Linked DNA regions of Homo sapiens: region 1 is linked to region 2. A link is a contact called in ENCODE Hi-C or POLR2A ChIA-PET data. All regions are on one chromosome and are shown on one strand. Each heading gives the region's core, a stretch centred on a gene start or an enhancer-like site at or near the end of the contact. The rest is flanking DNA. Distances are from core to core; before and after follow the strand shown. Region 1 holds the start of WAKMAR1 (wound and keratinocyte migration associated lncRNA 1). Region 2 has its middle 37 kb from the start of WAKMAR1.

Evidence for each region. Hi-C counts contacts between places; a loop is a spot of excess contacts on that map. ChIA-PET counts read pairs that join two places held with the same protein, here RNA polymerase II (POLR2A). Pooled maps may share reads with other maps.
Region 1: a pooled map shows a loop between it and region 2 (3-fold over the local background). The contact joins the promoter of WAKMAR1 here to the enhancer-like site in region 2. A Hi-C loop is called at or near these places in 5 of 168 maps with a recorded cell type or tissue (PC-9, head of caudate nucleus, heart right ventricle and 2 more), 1 of 37 single-sample maps with no recorded cell type and 6 of 50 pooled maps. POLR2A ChIA-PET finds 5 or more read pairs at or near these places in 2 of 52 experiments (H1 and PC-9).

What each region holds. Positions count from the first base shown.
Region 1 is chr20:24,109,336-24,116,253 of GRCh38, reverse strand. WAKMAR1 (wound and keratinocyte migration associated lncRNA 1) reads left to right here and starts at 4,296. Exons shown (of 4, transcript XR_001754557.2): 1 at 4,296-4,529. RefSeq lists an enhancer at 2,947-3,447.
Region 2 is chr20:24,145,871-24,152,516 of GRCh38, reverse strand. No RefSeq gene overlaps it. Among named protein-coding and RNA genes, the nearest start is that of WAKMAR1, 37 kb to the right of the region's middle. RefSeq lists a silencer at 3,744-3,793. Within about 2 kb of position 4,001, at least 3 of the 41 ENCODE cell types and tissues checked have a DNase peak (open chromatin) inside an H3K27ac peak, as active enhancers do.

The DNA.
Region 1 (6,918 bases), core at 3,047-5,546, 37 kb after region 2:
ATGGAAGCTACCCATGAGGTGTTGTTAATGCAAATCTAACAGCCATGTCACAAACTGGACATACTGTATTAGGAAATTTTTTTCTTTCTTTCTTTCTTTCTTTCTTTCTTTCTTTCTTTCTTTCTTTCTTTCTTTCTTTCTTTCTTTCTTTCTTTCTTTTTTTTTCTTTTTGAGATGGAGTTTAGCTCTTGTAGCCCAGGCTGGAGTGCAATGGCACGATCTTGGCTCACTGCAACCTCCGCCTCCCAGGTTCAGGTGATTCTTCTGCCTCAGCCTCCCGAGTAGCTGGGATTACAGGCACTGCCACGATGCTAGGCTAATTTTGTATTTTTTTAGTAGAGACGGGGTTTCACCATGTTGGCCATGCTCCTCTTGAATGCCTGACCTCAGGTGATCCCCCCATCTTGGCCTCCCAAAGTCCTGGGATTATAGGCATGAGCCACCGTGCCTGGCCGTTGTATTAGGAAAATTAAACCCAGTTTGCCTGGCTGGATGCAGACATCAGATTTTGTTCAGTTCCAACCTTTTGTGAGAATGCTACTTGGCTTCCAGAGGAAGAAAATAAACTGAAGATAGATAACGTCTAAAAGAAGTCCAGAGAGGTTGTGTGAGGATGTGTGTGTGTGTACGTTTGTGCATGAGTGTGCATGTGGGGTATGTCAATGGGTATATGAGTGTTGGGGAGGTGCGAGGGGTGGATGCAGGGCTTTTTCCCCTTCCCAATTCCTACCTGAAGCAACCCTGGACTGCATCAGCTCCTGAGGGAATTAAATGCAGACAGCAGTGACAGCTCAGTTTCCTGCTTCTGTCTAAATCAGTGACAGCTGAGTTTCCTGCTTCCGTCTAAATCTTCCTTTCTTCCAACATCTCACACATCAACAACATCTTTTGCAGCACTATAAACATTATTTGGTTTTGTTACCAGAAAAGGGTCCAGATCCAGACCCCAAGAGAGGGTTCTTGGATCTCATGGAAGAAACAATTCAGGGCGAGTCCAGAAAGTGAAAGCAAGTTTATCAAGAAAGTAAAGGAAAGTAAAAGAATGGCTACTCCATAGAGCAGCTCTGAGGGCTGCTGGTTGCCCATTTTTATGGTTATTTATTGATTATATGCTAAATAAGGGATGGATTACTCATGCCCCCCTTTTTAGACCATATAGGGTAACTTCCTGACATTACCATGGCATCTGTAAACTGTCATGGCGCTGGTGGGAGTGTAGCAGTGAGGATGGCCAGAGGTCAGTCTTGTGGCCATCTTGGTTTTGATGGGATTTGGCCGGCTTCTTTACTGCTGTCTGTTTTATCAGCAAGGTCCTGTATCTTGTGCCAACTTCCTAGCTCTTCTGTGACTTAGAATGCCTAACCTTCTGGAAACGCAGCCCAGTAGTTCTCAGCCTTATTTTACCCAGCCCCTATTCAAGATGGAGTTGCTCTGGTTCCAACGCCTCTGACAGCTTGTTCCAGAAAAAATAAAAATCAAATATCTCTAGAGGTGAACATTTCTTAACTCAGTTTGAATTGAGTACAGGTGAAATATTTCAGAGGTGGTCCTGTATTCTTAGCAACAACAGCATGCTCCAATTAGGTGCCTGTTACATGCCAGGTGCTTAATTTTGAACTCTCTTCTCTATTCTTTGAAGTTGTCCTACATGTGGGACCAAATCATCTTGTACATATGAGGATACTAAGAGAGGCAAGAGGCCAAGTTGACCTATGAACCTAGATGTGTCTGATTCCAAAATCTGGATTTGAAAATCACTGGTTTAGTGGAAATAGCTGGACAGACCTGAGATTAAATCCTATCTTTCCTGAGTAACCCTCTCCTTGGCAAAGTACTCTCAAGAAAGTGGAAGAAATGTCTGTGAGGGCTAAAACTGACACCTGTGGTGATGGCCCAAATTAGCCAGTTTTGAGGTCCTCCACATTTGGTGCATATTGGAATCAGCTGTGGAGTTTCAAACCTCAAAACTCCAGGCCTTTCAGACTGGAGAAGGCCAGATGTGGGATTGTGGTAACTGCACAGGTGAGCTGGATAGACAGCAAAGATTGAGCATGGTGACCCATGTCAGTGGTCCATGCTCCTCTCCAGCTTGAATGTCAGAATCACCTGGAGGGGTTGTTAAACCTAGAGTACCTTTGTGAGCAGGCCTCAGAATGTGCGTTTCTGACAAGTCCACAGATGCTGCTGGTCTAGGAACCGCTGCTATGTTGTAGCAATGGCATGAAGAAAGGCAAGTGAAATACCAGGCCCGGGTCTGGAGGAAGCCAGTCCTCAGTGATACCCGTGGTCACTGGCTCCAGGCCTGGGAGGTCTCTCCCTGCACAAACTCAACTGTGTTGACCACTCCAAGATGGACAAGACCCATCTGTGAGCCCATGTGTTTACTCCATATTGAAGAGAGACTTTTGAGCCACTGATTAATTCAGAAGAATTTATATTTCAGGTAACAGAATATTGGTGTTCAAAAGGATAGCATTTATTATTTTTAAGCTACATTTTATGAGTAAGCCAGTAAAGTCAGTCGAGCCTCAGAAAAACAAAGTGACTTGAAGAAAACCAGACAGCTAGTTAGCTATGGCAGAACTGGACTAGGACCCAACCCTCCTGCTTTCCAGTTCTCGAATTCAGGTTGGTACCAAGAGCACCTCAGATGTGTCAACATAGGCACTGGAGGAGCAGCTGCCCTGCTGCTGCTGTCCAGCTCCAGGAGCCTCACACTTCCCTGTGACTTGGGGAGGGAGCTTCTGTGCGAGTCCTTCAGACCTGTGAGTTTAGAAGTTGGGAGCATGCACTCTCTGCTGGGCTGCATGCCCTGAGCCCTCTGCTCTGAACTGAACTCCTCATCTCCTCTGTGCTCTGCTGGGCTCAAGAGAATCTGGGCTCAGGCGACTGTGATGCTGCCAGTCTCTAATCTTATTAACTCACTCCAGAGTATCCCTGCAATGGCCTCTCTTCTTCCACTCTGTCCATCTTCACCCACGATTTGAATTAGGCTGCCCGGAGACATCTCGGCTGAGTCTGTCTGGCCAATTTGCTGTTGATTACTTCTGCCTCCTCATTCTCTGACCACATGGATGTGAAACCTGTTAGTTTGATTAGGAAGTGAGAGGCAGTCACGGAGCCAAGTGTCTGGGGAGAGATTTCAGGCACGCACAGAACAACCCCGCAAAGGTGACTGGACCAGGAAACAGGCAGTTTACCGCTTGGGCATGGGGAGGTGGAGGAAATAGATTCTGTGAATGCCCTGAGAGAGCAGACAGCCAGGGGAACAGCGATGCTCCCTGGAGAGCGTGTGCAGGCTCACCACTTGCTCTCTGGCATCACAACCCCTGGACATGCTCCGGGCTTGATCTCCCCACGGGGCTCCCTGCCCTAACTCCCCCAGTCTGGACTCCTAGAGACAGAGCTACATGCCTTCTCTGTAGGGCAGGGAGGTGATCTCACTCTGCACTGTCCCATCACCTCTTTGGGCCTCAGTTTCCTCATCTGTCCAGTGAAGCTGGTGACCCATGCACAGGGTTGCCGAGAGGCCCCAGGGCAATTTCGAGGGTTAGGCGAAGAAATTTTCCAGGGGAGGAGTTGGTGTGGGGCAGGGCAGTGTTGGCCCAGAGGCTGCCTGCTTTTGCCCACGGCATCTTTCTGAAAGGTGAACCCCACAGGTGGTTCCCCTGTGAGCATGGGATGGACACCACCTGCTGGTGAAGAGAGTCCTGTGTGGGGAAGGGAAGGGGTGAAATGGGTCAGATAATGGTCTGAATTCATCTAGAATCCCCCCGGCTTTCCTCTGTAGTGGAGGCCAGAACCACCATTGATTTCTACCTGCTAAAGCCTGAGAGATTCGACTTAATCCCCAGGACACTGCAAGGGGCAGCTGGGTCCCTGCCGCTTTGTGACTGAGGGCACCTATGCAGGGAGAGCTCAGTCACCTGCGCAGGGTGCCCAGTTGAGGGAAAACTCATCACTTTTGTTCCCCACAGAGACTTAGCAAAGTGAGAGAAGGACCCCCTGGGCCCCTCAAGTCTGAGAGAATCTGGCCCTGGAGCACCGTGGCAGATTCAGCAGAGCACAGAGGAGGCCAGGCTCCTCCTCAACTAGGTGAAACCAGCTTCCCCGCCAACACGGCACCAGCCCTGGGGAGGGAACAGTGCCCGGAGGAGTTGCAGGGATGTTAGTGGACATCTGCCATGTGCCCTGTGTGCCACTGGGAGGCATGGGTGGAGATCAGGTTCCAGGCACACCTCTGGGACATACCACAGGGCCAAGCTTTTGCAGGTCAGGGGCAGAGAAGTGAGACTGATTTCTGCCAGGACACCTGCGAACAGATACCAGCTGCCTGGAGTCTGTCAGTTGCTGAGGAGGCATAGGAAGAAACTAGTTCACCCATGTCTCTCTTACACACAGGTTAAAATCAACCTGTCAAATCTCATGAAAAACCTGGTGAAGTTTTGTTGGAATTGTATTATACTGGATGATCAATTTGGAGAGATTTGACAGCTCCAGAATATGAAGAATTTCTGGCTACAAATATGGTATGTCTCTCCATTTTTTTAAGACTTGTATAATGACTTTCAATAAAATGTCATACATTTTCATGTTACGGTCTTACATTAAAAATTATAGGCTGTTTATATTTGTTGGCCACCATAAGTGAAATATTTTAATTATATTTTCTAATAGTTGTTTGAGTACAGAATACCACAGATGTTAATATATAATCTTTATATTAAACAATGCTAGGTTCAATTATTATTTCTTATAATTTGTCTGTAGAATCTTTGAATTTCCTATATAGACAATCGCATTTGCAGATAATAGCAGTTTTGTTATTTTAGTCCCTGGGGCCTGAGCTTGTCTTGTCACTCTGGCTAGAAGGTGCTGCACAGAATGGAAACGGTGGGTGGTAGGGATCCTTCCTTATCTTTTTCCTATTTTAACAGGTGATGCTTCTGACATTTCACACTTCAGTGGAATTTTTTTTTTCATACCTTTCTGGTATGTATCTCTCATGAGATTAAGAATTTTTCAGTGATTTCTCATTTGAAAAGAGTTTTTGCCTTGAATTTTTTATCAAATTTATCAAGTGATTTTTCTGATTTCATTGAGCTAACTATATGGTCATTTCCCTTTCATTACGAAAGTGGCAAACTATATTATTTTTAAGTTATAATTTTCCAATGTTTGACAAAATTGCTTTCTTCAATAATCTCAATTTAGTTGAGTGCTATCTTTTTTATATAATGCAGTACAGTCATATGTCACTTAATGACAGAGACACATTCTGAGAAGTGTGTCATTAGGCGACTTTGTCATTGTGTGAACACCATAGAGTCCATTTGCACAAATGTTGGCGGCATAGCCTACTGCACACCTAGGCTATATAGTATGGCCTATTGCTCCAAGGCTAGAAACCTGTACAGCGTGTCCCTGTACTGAATACTGTAGGCAATTGTAACACAATGATAAGTGCTTGTGTATCTAAACATATCTAGACATAGAAAAGGTACACTAAAAATATTGTATTATATTCTTATGGGACCACCATCATACACATGGTTTGCTCATTGACTGAAACATCATTTTGCAGTGCATGCCTGTATTTTGTTTAAAGACATTTTGTAGAAAATGTATTTATATCTCTGTTCCTGATAGAGATTGGTCTAATTTTCCTTCCCTTTCTTTATCTGCTTTTGGCATCAGGGTTAGAGGTCAGCCTCAATACAAGGAGAGCTGGTCTGGAAAGGTTTCTGTAAGTCGGAAATTGTCTTTTCCTAGGAAATCATCTGTGTGTCCAGGGCATTTTGGGGTTGGGGAATCTGTGCACAGACTGCTTGAGTTCAGATCCTGTCTCTGCCATTTGTGTGACCACGAGCAAGATGCTTAGCTCCCCCATGCCTCAGCTAACTCATCTGTGGATTAGAATAACACTACCTGCAAGTGGAGTCCCAGTGACAATTAAATCAGTTAATGCACATAGGCCAATGAGAATAATACCTGGCACATGGCAAATGTACACATGGAAGAGCCCTTATGAGTCTTAAAAAACTTGCCTGGGAAACTAAGCAAAACCTTTGTGGGAAAGGCTTAAATACTCACGCAGTTTATTTAAAAACAAAAGTAATAGGATTTTGTTCAGTGTTCTTTTTCTTCTTGATTCAGTCCTTTAGAGTTTTCTAATAATTTGTCAATTTTACCTGTTTTAAAATTCATATTTAAGTCTTTGCTATATCTGTATTATATACTAGTTTTTATTCCTAATATTGTTTCTTTCACTTTTTCTTCAATCAATTTTGTACTGTGGTGGTTCAACTTCACCGGTCAATAACCAGCTTTTGATGATGTTGATTTCTCTTTCATTAATTGCTACTTTTATTTTTATTACTTCTTGCCCTGTTTTCTTTGAGCTTAGGTTATGGCTCCTATGCGTAGCTTTTTGGTTTTCAGTGTTTCTTTTTCCCTAGTAGAGACATGTCAAACACGCGCTTCCCTTTAAGTACTGCTTCGGTTTCTTTCCCTTTCGGTCTGACCGTTCGCCGTTTTGTTGGTTTTCACTGAGTTGCAGCGGTTTGTAGAGGTTTCAAGTTTTCATTTTCACGAAATAGTCATTTTCAAAGAGTATTACTTCATAACTTACACATATGTTTGAAAATATGTAATTATTTCTAGCAGTGTTGGGGCTGCCAGCCATGTGGCATTTTTTATTTATAAGTGAATCCCATTATGATCAAAGATTGAATTTTACACAACACAGAAACACGCGGTGAGCTCCAGGTGTGGACAGGAGGCTCATTTTGAGAGTTCCCAGGGAAGTGGGGCAACAGTCTTGGCGGTTCTGGAGAGAAGTCTTCATCATCTCCCAACCCATAACCCCGGAAGTCCCCTGGGAAGTAGGCGGACATCGCTGGGCCCCTTGCCGCCCCT
Region 2 (6,646 bases), core at 2,752-5,251:
GTACACACGGTGAGCATTATTATAAGTTCGTAAGACAGACTCCATCAATTTATGGTGTTTAGTTTTTTTTTTCTGGTTTGAAAAATCCCAGATAACTACAATTGTGGGGATTCTGTCTTTTTTTTCGACTCCGACTTTTAATCAGGGTTTATTTGACATTATAGATGCATTTGTGCCTTCTTACCTGCTTCTTACACTTCAGGCTCCTTGAAATTAACGCTAATATCCATGCGTCAATTTGTCCCAAACATAACTGTCTTGATTTGGTCTAATATGAGGATGTGAGGCTGGAGACATCTTCGGGAGCTGCTACCAGGGAGCACAGGCATGGGGTTGGGTGAGCCAGGGAAGGGTAGGAGGGCAATAGAGCATGCTCACAGGGTTATCACAGTGGCAGCCAGCCTCATTCCCATTGTGCTCCTGGGAAACAGCCTGGAACAGCCTCAGAGTTGACCCGCCTCTCCCCACTGTCACTGCCTGAGGACTGTCAGCAGAGTTAGCTCCTTTGAAACTTCTGGGCTGCCCTGGACCTCACCCAGGAGAAAGACTGTGATGTGTAATGGTGAGAGTGAGGGGGGCTGCATGGACATACCCTATACATGTGCAATGCAATTTGCTGTGAGACTCAAGGAAGGAAGGAGTGACAAAGAGAGAGCAGGATGAAGAACGGGTGCAAGTGTTAGACAGGGGACCCCATCAAGCCTTGTCAGGATGTTCTGCTCTGAGAAAGGACCGCAGACCCCACACAGCAGCTGTCAGAGCCCAAGTCCTCCAGTATAGCCAGTCACAGACACGGTTTGCAGACCCTCTTCTCAGATTTGGGAAAGGCATTGGGAAAGAAAAGACCCCCAACAGCTCTTAACAGGCACCCTGGTACATCACACAACTCAAGCTGTTTTCATGTTCCTTTTTCTTGCCAGTTTTTGACAGAATGAATCAAAGTAAAGTAAAAAGAGAGGAAGAATGTGTGTGTGAGAAACATGTTTCTGTGTTTCCAGAAAGATCCAGCAGGAGGGAGCTGGGAGCCCACTTCTCAGCCACATCTGCAGCCCAGGTGCTTTACCTGGCCCTGGCTGCTGCAGAAGATGAGAGCCTGCTCCAGGTTCCTTGTCCCTCCACTAGAGGTTTCTATATGAGTTATAATAGTGAAAACATTAGTAAAGAAGAGTTACCATTTAATGAACACCAAAACAGATCGCAGTTTCAATGCACATCACGCTCTAGTCCATTCTGGAAGCCCAACAGGATCAAGTTGCCATGGACCCTACAACCAGGGTTAGAGCCAATGTCCACCTGCTTCCATCTCCCTGGGGAATTCTGGGCATTTTTCAGGAATCCTGGATGCTGGATGTCACTCAGACCTTCTTCCGGACGCAGGCCCAGCAGCTGGACAGGTGGCTGCCCACAGCTTATAGCTGAGGACTTCTGGGACTGCCTTCAGGCCAGCGGAGCTGCCTTGCTCAAGGCCAGGCCTCTCTCTGTGGGAGTCCTGCATGCCCTGCCTCCTGGAGGCAGAGTTTGAGGCTGGGGCCCTTTGCCTCCATGGAAGACACAGGACCCTGTGTTGGCTGAGGCCTCAGTGCTAAAGTATCACAGTCCAGTGTCTCCCTCCTCCTGCTTCCTGCTTCTCTCACATCATTTTTTACGCCCCCCAGAATATGATTTAAATTCTGATTCACTTTGGTGCCAAATGAGGGCCTGGCGGTGGTTTTGGGGTTTCCATTTCATTATGATTCTTCCTTCACAGGACAGGGGATGGATATGAGGTTCTGTCAGCTGCTGAGTATACTCAACATCATCCTTCATTCTGGGGTCAGGGAAGTGGCTGCAGCTAGCGGGCCCTGTGTGGGGTGAGCTCCAGACGGGTATCCACTTGTCACCTGACCTCCGTGAGCCTCCCCTCCAGTCAGAGGGACGTGATGACATCTCAGGTGTCTGATGGGCAACAGTCCTTAAAACACCACGGCACAGTGCGGATGGACTGCAGGGGTAGCCACCACCTACGCTGGGGAGGCTTTGCAGATCCTGCCTTAAGGGATCTGTCCTTCCCTTGGCCATGCTGGACTCTGGGTCTGTGAACTGATCAGTGAGGAAACAGTGAGTTAATTTCCGTTCTATCCCCTGTGAGCTGTCGCCACAGATCTTTGCTGATCAGCATACCTGGTTGTCTTTCTGGCTTCGCTGCCCATTATGATAAATCATTCCCTACTCGCTTCTGGCCTTGGCTACTACACAAACCCTTCCACTGGCCCTCAGCAGCGTCTCTCTCCATTGACCCCAGCTTCCGAGGACAGCCAGTGCCACGCCAGTGTCTGCTCTCGGGCTCCCCTGCTGCTCAGTGGAGGGAGTGCTCTCTGGGCTTCCCTAGGAGTCTAAAGCCTTCCTCGCTTCCATGCCAGCGCAGTTTCAACACCTCCGCCTCACCCATGCATGTCCTGGTGCCTGAGATTCAATGAGCTGTCCCAACACAGGGCCAGGACTAACTCCAGCGTCCCTGACTGAAGTTCAGTTCCAGTCCATGGATGAGTACTGCATATTGACAAGTCCTCCCCTCTCCACTGCCACACAAGGAGAGGCTGTTCCCTTCCGTCAGAGCTGTGGACTTCATCTACCAGCATGAAGGATTCAGGGAGCTCTAGAGGTCAGATTTCCAGGCTCATTCACATCAAGTTTTTATTCTGTGTTTCCAGTTCCTATTCATCTCTATGAGGGTCCCGACCTTTAACCCAGGAAAAATATGGGGGTGTGTACCTTGCAGCTTCAGGGGATGAGCCTTCAGTCCTTCAGACATGCCTGGAGTTGACAGTTGGGGTATCTGAGCCTACCTCTTCCAAGGCTCCTAATTCAGTTTCAAAAAGCCAACTGACTACCCAAATTTTACCTTTACCACTACCCCACACTGCTTACCCACCCTCCTAACAAGCAAACCCATTGCTCTGAACCTTCAATCTGTACCTCATGTCAATCAGCCACAGCCTTACTAAATGATGCTGCCTGTGCCAATGTTATCACAGCCAATAACTATGAGCAGGATCCTTAGTGATGCCTGGGTGGTGACTTACCCAGCCTTAAAAACTAATCCCAAGACTGCTCACCAGGGACACACCCGGTACTAACTGCCTGAGCTTATGATTCCCCAAAAGCAATGTCTGGGACAAAGCCTTATGTGTGAATAGTTTATCTGGAAGTATGACCTTAGAATGGAGTGTCAGAAGTATTGGCCATGACTCATCATGCAGGGGGTAACTACTACTGTGGGTGGATGCTGCCAAATCTCTTTCTCAGGACAGCCTTCCAGGAGAAGGCAAGGAAAAAGATTTTCCATTGCTTTTGCTCCCCATTGATCAAGGTTTACTTCATCATGTGTTAACTACCTGTGGTAGATTTTATTTTCTAAAAGTGACACAGCAAAATTTCTGGGTCCACTCGCTCTTTCGAAACCTTGCTACTCCCCATCAAGATGTGGGGCCTATGTTCCCTCCCTCAAAACTCGGTGGGACGTTGTGGCTGCTTTGACCAATAGAATTCTGTGGAAATGATGCTGCATGGCTTGTGAGGCCAGTTCATAAAAGGTGTATGTCTTCCTCTCTTTCTCTCCCCACCCTGGGAACCCAGCTGCCATGCTGTGAGGAAGCCCAACCATGTAGAGCTCAGGTGCAGGTGTTCTGAGAGGCATCCCCAGCTGAGGTCCCAGCCAACTGCTGCATCAGCTGCTAGACTTCAGGCTCTTAAACATAATGAACATGGTTATTTTAAGCTACTATGCTTTGAGATAATTGTTACGCAGCTGTAGTGACTGGAACACACCCCAGCACTTCTGCATTGCACGTGCTGAGGGTCTAGTGGGCGTCCTGTACATCCTGTACATTCCATGCAGCTGGGTCAGAGAACCTGGGGGCTGAGGGAGGAAGTGAGAGGCACTTGACCCAGCTCAAGCGTGCACGTGTGTCGTCAGTTGAAGACTGTGGTCACGTGAGCAGCTGAGGCAAGAAGTAATGCTGAGAAGATTGAAGAATGTCTGAGGCAACATGACCACTGAAACCAGGGGAACCAGCCACAGTCTCTGAGCAGCTGTGTTTGTTTCCTCTGTGAAGGACCATGGCTGTGGCTCCAGGGCTGTGACAAGTGCTCTAGAACATCTGGGAATTGTTCTTAAAATCCTGGATCAGGTAAAACTTCGGGAAAATACTAGTTATCTTCTAGTCTTTATCCAGGCCATCACCAACAAATTAAAAAGAGGTGTGTGTACATTTTCAGGAAGCTTCACAGCAGCACGGTTCACAAGTGTGCTCTGAAATTGATCTTTACATCAAGATGACTGGATCCGGTGAAACTGATGGCTGGGCTTAAGAGCCAATGCCTATTCAGAATCAGGTTTTCAGCAAAAAGACTCTGGCCAGACTGCAACTGTGCTTGTGTGGGGAACGAATTTACTCTCAGCAGAAAAGAATCACACCCAGCAGTCTAGACTTGCTTTTTGAGGCTGGCTGGAGTTTGACAAGAATGGTGGGGTTTTCTTGGGTGCAGGGCTGGGTGCAAATTAATTTAGATTGTCCAGAAATAGGCTCTAGAAAGTTTGGTAAATTCTCAAGGAACATGAACTATGGAGGAAAAGGAAATGAAACAAACGCAAAAGATAGGAAAGGCTGAGCCCATCAGGTGAATCTGCTCTGAGGTGGATGAGCAAAGAAACAATGCTTTCCAGCAGCTGCAGTCCTCGTGGTGACCGAGGGGTCAGATCAAGAGAGCCTTTGGTGAAATGCAGGAGCCAGCTCCAAGCTTCAGATCATAGAATGGAAGGGCTTGAAGATGGCCAGTCCTGGCTTCTAGTCAGCACCTAGTCTGACTTGGACAGATGGGAGGGGACACTGCGTGGAGGGCTGGGGTGCCAGGGTTTCATTTTTGTTTTTGATCTTGATGAATAGGGACCAGAGTTTGCTTGTCTTCATTTAACTGCTGTCATGTTGTCCCTACTGTACCAAGCGTGAGGTGGCATGTGCTCCAGTATATGTCTCCCCTACCCTTCTTCGGCAGGAAGTAACCACTTCAAAATTCCTTTCAGGGTAGGGAATCATTTCACCCAGATGTCATTATTGTTTTTATTGTTACTATTTCCTATATATGTGATTTCTAACACTTAGGTGGGTAGCACTTTTCCAAATAGATATCAAAGAGTGTTGGAAAGACAATTTTCAAAAGGCAAAATAAATAAACTAAAAAACAATTGGGAATGTTATTCTTTTGAAAAAATGGGGCCAAATGTATTTACACTGAATAGCACAAATAAAAAACATGACGTGTTCTCACTCAGCATGGCTCCACTTAAGATATCACAAACCCAATGTACTGCCCTTTGAAGAAGCATCTATCTTCCTGGCTTTTTCTTTCTCACATTCTTGTACAATTTTTTTGTGATCTCGTTGAGGTACCTGGTTACTTGCTATCTTGGGTTTTCCATCTTCAAATGCTCCAGGACTTTTCTTCTTTTCTTACCTAGACTATACTGAATTGTCAATCATTTAAATTAATAAATCATAAGCACTTTTGATTCCCTTTGTACTATTTTCCTTCTGCCCCTAAAAAATTCCTACCCTGGGTTATGGTCACTAATTTTGGAGAAAACCCCATAACTGTACAAATTAGAGCCACAAAATCACCCCCAACTTCAGCTGGGTCTCTAAAGCTATCTGTTAATTTTTCTGTCTTTTCTTATGCAGATTTCTCTTTTATTTTTAAATATTTATTTTTATCCCTCTAGCCTCCTACTAACTAGGCTCAATTAATTCTTAGTGGTCAACTCTGACTCTGAATTCGCTATGGAGTCAAGACACCCATGCATTAACTTCTTCAACCTCCAGCCCCCGACCTGAAGCCTCACCCCCAGTCTTTCCCTCCTCACCTCTTTTCCCTTGTATTGGGCAATGGGGGTTCCCTGCTTTTCTGAATATCAATCAATACCATGTCCTTGCTGTTGGCCTGTTCTGACACACTCTGTTTCCAACACATCAAAGGTCCAAGGCCACCTGAAAGGGCTCAAACAAGAGCTGATTGGCCAGCCTCCTGGCAGATAGTTCTAGAGAGGCTGCAAAAATCCAGGGCTTGGCAGGAGTTCCAATTTCCTGTCTAACTCCAAGACTCCATGATCAAGCTCTGTGGGCCAAAATTACAAAGTCACTGCATCACTGGGTGAGGCAGAATTCCATAACCCTGTGTTATACAAGTTGCTGGCAGCCAAGTGTCCCCATCCACACAGATACCACTTCCATTCCTAACCTCCTTCTCTCATGCTTTCCCCATCTCACCTTTGGAAAACACTGTCTAGTCTTGCCCTGAAGTTCCCAAGGAAATGAGTTCAATGCGAGTCAGTGCAGTGGGATGACCCTCCTCACCCGCCTCAGTAGGGGATAAAGAATGTCTAATTGTCACCTGTCATGCACCTGACTCTCAAGGTAAAATAATGCTTTATACACTTCAGCAGAAGAGGACTGCCCAAAATCAAGAACAAAAACAAAAACAAGAAACATAAATAGCAATGACATGACAAGTAATATAATTAGTGATTTATAAAAGGCAATCTTCTTTGTAGAAAACAAGTTAATGGACACTGAGGCCTGACTTAGATGCTTGAAGAGCAAACTCATTCAGA